Linked DNA regions of Homo sapiens: region 1 is linked to region 2. The links are chromatin contacts, found by Hi-C or POLR2A ChIA-PET in ENCODE. All regions are on one chromosome and are shown on one strand. The core of a region is the stretch at or near the end of the contact, and the rest is flanking DNA. Distances in the headings are between cores, read along the strand shown.

What was found. A loop is a pair of places that touch in the nucleus more often than their neighbours do. ChIA-PET counts read pairs that join two places held with the same protein, here RNA polymerase II (POLR2A). Pooled maps may share reads with other maps.
Region 1: a loop to region 2 is called in a pooled map, with 6 times the contacts of the local background. The contact joins the promoter of EDF1 here to the promoter of TUBB4B in region 2. A Hi-C loop is called at or near these places in 1 of 168 maps with a recorded cell type or tissue (mesothelial cell of epicardium) and 5 of 50 pooled maps. POLR2A ChIA-PET finds 5 or more read pairs at or near these places in 2 of 52 experiments (GM12878 and activated naive CD8-positive, alpha-beta T cell).

Annotation. Positions count from the first base shown.
Region 1 is chr9:136,865,058-136,869,802 of GRCh38, reverse strand. It overlaps EDF1 (endothelial differentiation related factor 1), which reads left to right and starts at 3,495. Exons shown (of 5, transcript NM_003792.4): 1 at 3,495-3,622. The coding sequence starts at 3,545. RefSeq lists silencers at 3,194-3,503, 3,604-3,793.
Region 2 is chr9:137,238,458-137,243,262 of GRCh38, reverse strand. TUBB4B (tubulin beta 4B class IVb) reads right to left here and starts at 1,976. Exons shown (of 4, transcript NM_006088.6): 1 at 1,846-1,976; 2 at 1,434-1,542; 3 at 1,242-1,352; 4 at 1-767. The coding sequence starts at 1,902. RefSeq lists silencers at 1,572-1,801, 2,132-2,951.

The sequences.
Region 1 (4,745 bases), core at 2,246-4,745, 370 kb after region 2:
GCCTGGGTGACACAGCAAGATTCCATCTCAAAAAAAAATAAAATAAAAAAGCAGCTCAGTGAACCCAAGCAAGGTAAATACAAAGGAAAATATGCTTAGGCACATGCTAAGAAAACTGAAGATCAGGCTGGGGGTGTTGGAACATGCCTGTAATTCCAGTATTTTGGGAGGCTGAGGTGGGAGGATCACTTGAGCCCAGGAGGTTGAGGCTGCAGTGAGCCATGATTGTGCCACTGCACTCCAGCCTGGGCAACAGAGTGAGGCCCTGTCTCAAAAAAAAAAAAAAAAGAAAAAAAAAAGAAAAAGAAAAGAAAAAGAAAACTGAAGACAGGGATAGTCTTGAAAGAGCCAGAGGACATGCCACATTGTCACATAACCTGCTGGGGAACCAGGACACAAATGACTGATCACTGATTCTCACTGGCAAGGATGGAAGTTGGAAGACAATGGGATGACGTTTATACAATAGTGTATCCTTCAAACACAAGGGCAAAATAGAGACATTTTCAGTTAAATGAAAGATGAAACTACAGCAGATGGTACTAAAAGGACCGAAGAAAGGCTGGAGGGAAATTATGCCAGAGAGACACTAAGATCTGCAGATGGAAATGAAGAGACTTTTTTTCTCCAGAAGTCTTTGGAATTGTCTTTTCTCCATGCATGAAGCTAAATGGATAACTGGTAGACAGACTGGTGCAACATCTCCAGTGAGATACGAGAGGCTCACCAGACCCCCCAAAGCTGCTTCTTTGTATCAGCTGCTTTCCTCTGGGCCCGAAGTCGGAAGAATCCAGGAATAGGAGGGAGTGCAAACAAACGACCCCGGAGTGGGACGGACGGAGTGGGATGGAGTGGGACGGAGTGGGCAGTGAGGACAGCCTCACACAGACACCTGTATCCATCATGCCTTGGTGCAGGGAGTGCCAAGGACAGGGCACAAGTGACTTGTGGCATCAGGCCTGGACTCCCGATGGAGGGCCAGATGGGACAACGGCTGTCTTGGTGGACACCTGCAGAGGACAGCTAGATGTAGCTGTCCCCTCTCTCTCAGCCCAGGCTCACTACGGAGCTAGCTGAGCCCCACTTGCATGGGTCTCCCAGGCTCTGAAAAGGGCCTCCCAATGCGTTCATGAGATCAGGTGTTGGTTAAGTTTGTCATGTTAGGAGGCCTGAACTGCAGTGTTAACAAGGCTGCCTCTTTCCAGGCCAACTCCACCTTCATCACAATCTTCCTGGGGGCTGGTGGCACTGGAGTGACGATAAGCATTTTTGGCACACAACAAAGGGGGACTTGAGTGGAGATACATCCAGTCAGAGTTTATGGGATATTTTCTTTTTCTTTCTTTCTTTTTTTTGTTTTTCTGAGACAGCAGAGTCTTGCTCTGTCCCTAGGCTGGAGTGCAATGGTGCGGTGTCGTCGACTCACTGCAACCTCCGCCTCCCGGTTCAAGCAATTCTCCTGCCTCAGCCTCCTGAGTAGCTGGGACTACAGGCACGCACCACCATGCCCAGCTGATTTTTGTATTTTTAATAGAGACAGGGTTTCACCGTGTTGGCCAGGATGATCTCGATCTCTCAACCTCGTGATCCATCCGCCTCGGCCTTCCAAAGTGCTGGGATTACAGAAGTGAGCCACTGCGCCCGGCCACAAGAGATTATTTTCATTCAGTGGAAGCACATCCTTGCTGGCCGGCTGAGGCTGTTGAGTCCTTAGCCGAACGGAGCTTGGTGCTGGAAGTCGGCGGGAAACAGAGAAGCAAGGTTTGTATGGACGGAGCCATCAGTGTGTCCCCAAGGTTCTTCCAATCATCCGGTGTGAAAAACGGTAAGCAGAAGACTCAACTTCCCACTGCCTGGTTAGAATTACAGTTGTCTCCTCCGCGGAGTGCATTTGCTAATGCAGCATTTCCAATTTAATACAGCATTTATGTATGTTTTCTTTTTGGATGGAGACTGCATTTATCAGGTTCCTTGTTTGTGGAGCATCTATTCAAAGCCCGGAAGTCAATACTATGATTAGGGCCTGCGGTGGCTCAAGCCTGTAATCCCAGGCTTTGGGAGGCCGAGGCGGGAGGATCACGCGAGCTCAGGAGTTCCAGACCGACGAGCCAGGGCGGCACGGAGACCCCATCTCTACCCCACAAAATACAAAAATTAGCCAGGCGTGGGGGCCGCGCCTATAGTCCCATCGCTTGAGCGCAGGACGTCGAGGCTGCAGTGAGCTGAGATCTCAATGTTGTGCTCCAGCGTGGGCCACAGAGTGAGACCCTGTCTATAAAAATAAAAATCCTAAAAAAGTTGTTCAATGATAATGTATAATGACCTTTCTCATTATACAAAACGGCTGGAAAATAGGGTATTACAGAATTATTGTCATATAACATATACACTTTATACATTACAGAAAATAAACATCATGCAAAACCATTCATTTTTGCAACCGATGTTTTCACAGTTTTCCATTCTTTTTCTTTTTTTTTGAAACGCAGTTTCATTCTTGTTGCCCAGGCTGGAGTGCAATAGCGCGATCTCGGCTCACCGCAACCTCCGCCTCCCGGGTTCAACTGATTCTTCTGCCTCAGCCTCCCCGAGTAGCTGAGATTACAGGTGCCCGCCACCACGTCCGGCTAATTTTGTATTTTTAGTAGAGACGGGGTTTCTCCATGTTGGTCAGGCTGGTCTCGAACTCCCGACCTCAGGTGATACGCCCGCCTCGGCCTCCCAAAGTTCTGGGACTACAGGCGTGAACCACCGTGCCCGGCTTGCGTTCTTTTTCTTAAAGAGTCCCACCTGCGGATCACGAGATCAGGAGATCGAGACCATCCTGGCCCGTCTCTACTAAAAATAAAATAAAATAAAATAAATAAATTAGCCGGGCGTGGTGGCTGGCGCCTGTAGTCCCAGGTACTCGGGAGGCTGAGGCAGGAGAATGGCATGAACCCGGGAGACGGAGTGAGCCGAGATCGCGCCACGGCACCCAGCCTGGGCGATAGAGCAAGACTCCATCTCAAAAAATAAAAGTTAAAAAAAAAAAAGTGTCCCACCCCACGCTGCGTTTCGGGCCCCACGGCCCTGGTCCTCGAGCGCAGGTCCCAGCCGCGCAGGCGGCAAAACAAAGGGGGGCGGCCGCACGGCTAGAGCGGAGACCCCGCGCCCCCTCCGCCCGCGTGGCCCGGCCGGGGTGCGGGGCCCGGGGAGGCACGGGGGCTGCGCGTCGGGGCGCAGCCGCCGCCCGCGTGTGCTCGGAGGCCGCGGGGCCCGGGCTCCGGGGTCCTCCCGACCTGCAGCCCCAGCGGCTACCGCGCCTCGCCAGGCCAGGCCAGGCCCCGACGTCGCCTTCCCTACGTCGCCGGCGCCCGGCCACGACGTCCCTCAGACGAGCCGAACGCCGAATGGCCCCGAGCACGGGAAGTGCCCGCCCCCCGCGTGCAGCCAGCCAATGGGACGCCGAAAGCGGGGAGGTGCCGAGGGGACGTAGCGTCGCCGCGCCAGGTCTCTAGCAGCTGCCGCTGAGCCGCCGGACGGACGCTCGTCTTCGCCCGCCATGGCCGAGAGCGACTGGGACACGGTGACGGTGCTGCGCAAGAAGGGCCCTACGGCCGCCCAGGCCAAATCCAAGCAGGTGCTTTGCTGACTGAGGAGCGGCCGGGCCGGGCGGGGCGGACGCTGGGCCGGGGCCACGGACCGTGGGGCAGGGGGCTCGGGGAAGGGCAGGCGGGGCCTGGGACAGGGCGCAGGGGACGGGGACAAGGCTGGGGTGCCGGGGGCAGGACGGGGTTCGAAGGGCGGGGCGAATCGCAGGGGTAGGAGGACCGGGCCAGGACAGGGGTGGGAAGGTGGGGGGCGGACCCAGGAGGGGATGGACGGACCCAGGAGGCAGGGGGCGGGCGACTGGAGGAGGAGAGGAGCAGGGAACCGGACGGGGCAAGGGGCAGGCGATAGGGCCGGGACCAGTGCCAGGGTGGGGCGGGGAGGGGATAGGGGCAGGGACTGTTGGTGGGGACAGGTGTGAGGACAGAGGCAGGAGGTGGGGACGGGGACGGGGACAAGGCTGGGGGCCTTGTGTGAGGATAGGGGACAGAGAACCAGGGTGGGCACTGGGAACGGGGGCAGGGATGGAGATGGGGACAGGGCTTGGAAGAACAGGGTAGAGTGGGGTACAGGGCTTAGGACAGGGGTGGGGACTGGGGCAAGCAGCAGGAACCAGCGATGAAGGTGGGGAATTGGGGTTGGGATAGGGCTGGGGGCCATTGGACAGCAGTTGAGGGCCTGGGGCGGGAGACTGGGTGACGGGGCAGAGGTTAGTGACCTGAGTGGGAGCTGGGGACAGGGGGTAGGCTCCTCCCTGAGAGTTTTCTCTCTGCCTGGGACCTGCTTGGTTCTACTGGTCTCCGCTGGTCAGATACTGCCCAGGGAGCCTGCCTGGGTGCATCACAGGCTGTAGAGAGTGCCTGCTTCAGGGGACCCCATGAGCAGGTGGACCCTGTTGCACAGGTGGAAGATGGGCGTGCCCTGAACAGTACTTGTGGAAGGAGATTACCAATGTGGCTGATGGATCCGAGGGTCAGTTGTGAGTCTGATGTAATAGGGAGGACAGTTTAGTCACCGCCTCTGCCTCATTCGTACCCTCAGGTGGCCTAGGGCTGAAGCCTTTGAGGCCAGTTGGGCCAGGATGCGCTGGGGCTCTGGTGACAGGGATTCATTGGTCTGCCCTACCCTTACTGGTTGCACAGTCAAAACCAAAT
Region 2 (4,805 bases), core at 727-3,226:
ATTGTTGGGGATCCACTCAACAAAATAGCTGCTGTTTTTGTTTTGGACATTAAGCATTTGCTCATCCACCTCCTTCATGGACATGCGGCCCCTGAACACGGCGGCAACCGTCAGGTAGCGGCCATGGCGGGGGTCGCAGGCAGCCATCATGTTCTTGGCATCAAACATCTGCTGGGTGAGCTCGGGCACGGTCAGCGCCCGGTACTGCTGGCTGCCCCGGCTGGTCAGTGGGGCAAAGCCGGGCATGAAGAAGTGCAGCCGGGGAAACGGGACCATGTTCACAGCCAGCTTCCGCAGGTCAGCATTGAGCTGGCCTGGGAAGCGCAGGCAGGTGGTGACCCCACTCATGGTAGCAGACACCAGGTGGTTCAGGTCACCATAGGTGGGCGTGGTCAGCTTTAGGGTTCTGAAGCAAATGTCGTAGAGAGCTTCGTTATCAATGCAGTAGGTCTCGTCTGTGTTTTCTACGAGCTGGTGGACTGAGAGGGTGGCGTTGTAGGGCTCCACCACTGTGTCTGACACTTTGGGCGAAGGCACCACACTAAACGTGTTCATGATCCTGTCTGGGTACTCCTCCCGGATCTTGCTGATGAGGAGGGTACCCATCCCAGACCCAGTCCCCCCACCCAGGGAGTGGGTCAGCTGGAAACCCTGCAGGCAGTCACAGCTCTCAGCCTCCTTTCTCACAACATCCAGCACCGAGTCCACCAGCTCCGCGCCTTCTGTGTAGTGCCCCTTGGCCCAGTTGTTCCCAGCACCACTCTGACCTGTGAGAGAACACAGCTAATCATTTGTCAGCCAGGTAGACAGCACTACTGGTCACCGCCATGCGAAAAAAGCCGAGTGACATGGTGTGAGCTGACCACAGAATTCACCCTGGAGGTAGAGCAAACGGACCCTTCAAAGCCAAAAGACGGCAGCCTGCCCTGCTACGAATTAAGTCAGGGGCCAAACCTGACAGCTTAACAAACCCCTCCCCGGGGGGGCCACTGCCAATTCCCAAGGACAGAGGAACAGCCACTGCCCCAGCTCAGCTCCCTGCAGGGAGATTACGTGTGTGGCGGCTCCTCGCCTCGGCAGACAGCTGGACCTTGCTCCCAAAGCCGATTTAGTAGAGGGGATTGAGTGGCTCAGAGAAGAGGAGGGCGTCCAGGGGCCCCGGCTGCGCAGTTCCCACGGCGGTGCCCTTGGAGCAGCCCCTTGACCTTTGAGCCGCCGCCCAGTCCCCAGCCACGGCTCACCGAAAACGAAGTTGTCCGGCCGGAAGATCTGCCCGAAGGGCCCCGAGCGCACGGAGTCCATGGTGCCGGGCTCCAGATCCACGAGCACGGCGCGGGGCACGTACTTGCCGCCTGCGGGGACGGGAGGGCGTCAGCCAAGGCAGGGGCCGCGGGGTCCCCGGAGGGCGGTCGGGGAAGGGGCCGGGGCCTCACCGGTGGCCTCATTGTAGTACACGTTGATGCGTTCCAGCTGCAGGTCGCTGTCCCCGTGGTAGGTGCCCGTGGGGTCGATGCCGTGCTCATCGCTGATCACCTCCCAAAACTACAAGGGACGCGGGCGGGCCCGGGCGGGCCGGGGCTGAGTCACCGCGGCCGGTGCGCAGGGAGGCAGCCCCGCCCCGGACGGGCGCGGCAGCCCGGCCCTCCCCGCCCCTCCCCCGCCCCGCGCGCCCTGGCCGCCGGGTTCCTGGGGGCTTCGGTCGCCCGGCTCGGCCAATTCCCCGCGGAGGGGGCCCGGCGGCCGCAATGCGGGGGCGCCGCCCGGCCGCTGCTGCCGCCATCTTCCCCGGCCGCCCGCCCACACCGCCCGGCAGGCCCGCCTGGCCCCAGCGCCCCGGCAACTTACCTTGGCGCCGATTTGGTTGCCGCACTGCCCGGCCTGCAAGTGCACGATTTCCCTCATGATGGCGGCGGCGGCGGCGGGGAAGCAGGAGGAAGTAGACAAACAGCAGCAGAAGAGCGGGCGCGCAGAGTGCTACAACCGACGCTCCGCCAACGCTTATATACCCTCCCTGCCCGCCTCCGCTAGTCTCGGAATGGGCTGCCAGAACGAGGCTGGCAAGCTCCCTCGTTTGATTGGCCTTGCCCCCGTCAATCAAGCTGCCTAAGGTCCGCCTTTTTAAGCCAGTTTGGTCTTTATTGGTCAGCCGCAGCCTCCTATCTCCCTATCACAATCCCCCTCCTGGCGCCGCAGTGCTCCGTCCATTGGGTGTTTCAAATGATTGATTTGCCGTCTCATTGGCTGGCTGCCGGGAGCACGCCGCCAGGCTGGCGCTATTGGCTGCGCTGCTTCAGCGTCCTGGTAACCGCCGCAGTGCCGCGGCCGGCGCGCGGACGGGGTGGGGCGCAGGCGCGAGTGCGGGCTTCCGGTCGGGCGGCGGGCAGCTGCGCTGGGGGCGCCGAGGGAGGGCGGGCCCGACGGGCCTCGGGCAAGCGCAGTCTTGGCTCTGAGCCCGGGGCCTTTCGGGAGCCGGGAAGGGCAGGCTCGGTGGCGGCCCCACGTCCAGAGTTGCGCCCTCTCTGGCCTTGCGCCGGGACACGGCATCTGCGCGCTGGGCGGGTTCTGGAGCGGGGTCCGCACGGAGCGAGCCCGGGGCCTCCAGGCCGAGGAGGCTGCGATGCCTTAAAGGCAGGAAGATACACGGGCTCGGGGGCTGCGGCGGTGGAGGGGAGCTCTCCACAGAGCCGCAGAGGCCACGGAGTTTCCTGCTCCCGGGTGCCGCACGCCCACTGCCCTCGCGGTCGCGTGAGGGGAGCACGTGGGGGACGCCGCGCCCCGAGGGCCGGGGCGGAGGGCAGGGGAGGGGAGCGGAGGGGCGAGGCCTCCCCCGCAGCTGCGCGCCCTGCCCTGTTGTGGAGACGGCGCTGGCTCTGCGCCGGTCGCCTTGGTGCCTCGGCCCCGTGAGTGCGCGAGCTCCGTGGAGACCAGGACAGCGCCCAGACCTCCCTCGGCGGGTGGGCCCCGACCTCCGGGCTCCAGGGCCGGTATTCCAACCACAGGTCAGCGCGCTGGGGCTGAAACATACTTCTGTTAATGCTTTTCCTAATTTATGACTTGATTTTTACTTGGGTGGGAAAAGAAACTTAAAATGAATTACATGTGGTTGCGCCTGTTTAAAAACAAACGGGCTGTATTTTTGCAGCATTTTTATTTTACTTAATTTATTATTCTGAGACAGAGTCTCGCTCTGTCTCCCGGGCTGGAGTGCAGTGGCGCGATCTTGGCTCCCCGCCCCCCCCCAGGTTCAAGCGATTCTTCTGCCTCAGCCTCCCCAGTAGGTGGGACTGCAGGCACCCACCACCACGCCGCTAATTTTTGTATTTTTGGTAGAAATGGGATTTCACCATGTTGGCCAAGCTGGTCTGAAACTCCTGACCTCAAGTGATCCGCCCGCCTCGGCCTCCCCAAGTGCTCGGATTTACGGGAATGAGCCGCCGTGCCTTCTACATTTTTGTAGCTTTTTTCTTTTTTTTTTGAGATGGAGTTTTGCTCTTGTCGCCTAGGCTGGAGTGCAGTGGCGCAATCTCAGCTCGCTGCAACCTCTGCCTCCCCGGTTCAAGCAATTCGCCTGCCTCACCTTCCCAAGTAGCTGGAACTACAGGTGTGCACCACCACGCCTGGCTATTTTTTTTTTTTTTTTTTTTTGAGACAGAGTCTGGCTCCGTCGCTCAGGCTGGAGTGCAGTGGCATGATCTCGGCTCACTGCAACCTCCATCTCCCGGGTTCAAGCGATTCTCCTGCCTCAGCCTCCCGAGTAGCTGGGATTACAGGCGCCCGCCACCACGCCCGGCTAATTTCTGTATTTTTAATAGAGATGGGGTTTCACCATCTTGGCCAGGCTGGTCTGGAACTGACCTTGTGATTCATTCGCCTCGGCCTCCCAAAGTGCTGGGATTACAGGCATGAGCCACTGCACCTGGCTGTATTTTTGTAGCATTTTAAATAAATTACACCATCAGGTCGGCCCTGACAGTCTCCTGTGCTCTGGCCACTGGGCATCTGTCTCCCAATTGGAGGCTGTTGGAAACAACATCTGCTTATTTATTTCTCTCTTCCTGGAGGGACTGCACCTCTGTCTTCACCACATAATGCGCGATACCAGAACTCGGGACACGCAGCACCGGAGCATGCGCGGGGATCAGCATTGTCCTTCTGGGGCGAGGGCCTGCAGCTGTGCTCACTCCTCGGGGGTCTGTTGCCAGTTTGCCATCCTGTCCAGGAGGGTGGCCTCCCCCACAGATCAGCCCAGGAAGGCGGGCCTGGCTTCCAGTGACCACTGTGACACAGGCCTTGACCCTCAGAGGGACTGGGGTCCTGCAGCGGCCTGAGGGGTGCACAGGTTGCTGCCAGCCATCCCAGGTTTCTCCTAGTGCCCAGGGCATCCTGGGGTCCTGCAGAGTAGCTCAGCTGTCCAGGCAGTAGTCAGGGACATGTTGGAGTCTCATAACATTGAGTTGTCACAAAGGGGAGAAGGAGAAGCTCTGTTTTTTTCCTCAGTGAACTGTGCAGAGCCCAACTGAGGCTGCTCTTTGAGGTGTGTGGCATTCCTGCACCTTGTCAGAGTCTCCCAACCCCTCTCCAGTAAAGGCCCCTGCTTCCTGTGACCAGTGCCCACAGGGCTGGGAGGTCAGTGTGCCACCCGTTTCACAGGTGTCACCTGCCCAGGTGAGAGCCCCAGAGCTCGCCATGGCACCAGCTTGCCTACTTTGCCCTTGCATTGCCCTGGTGAGGTGGACACTGGCTGGGGACAAGACAGCAGTAGACACCCTGAAGCCTGGGCCTGAGCCCAACAAGGACAGCAGCCA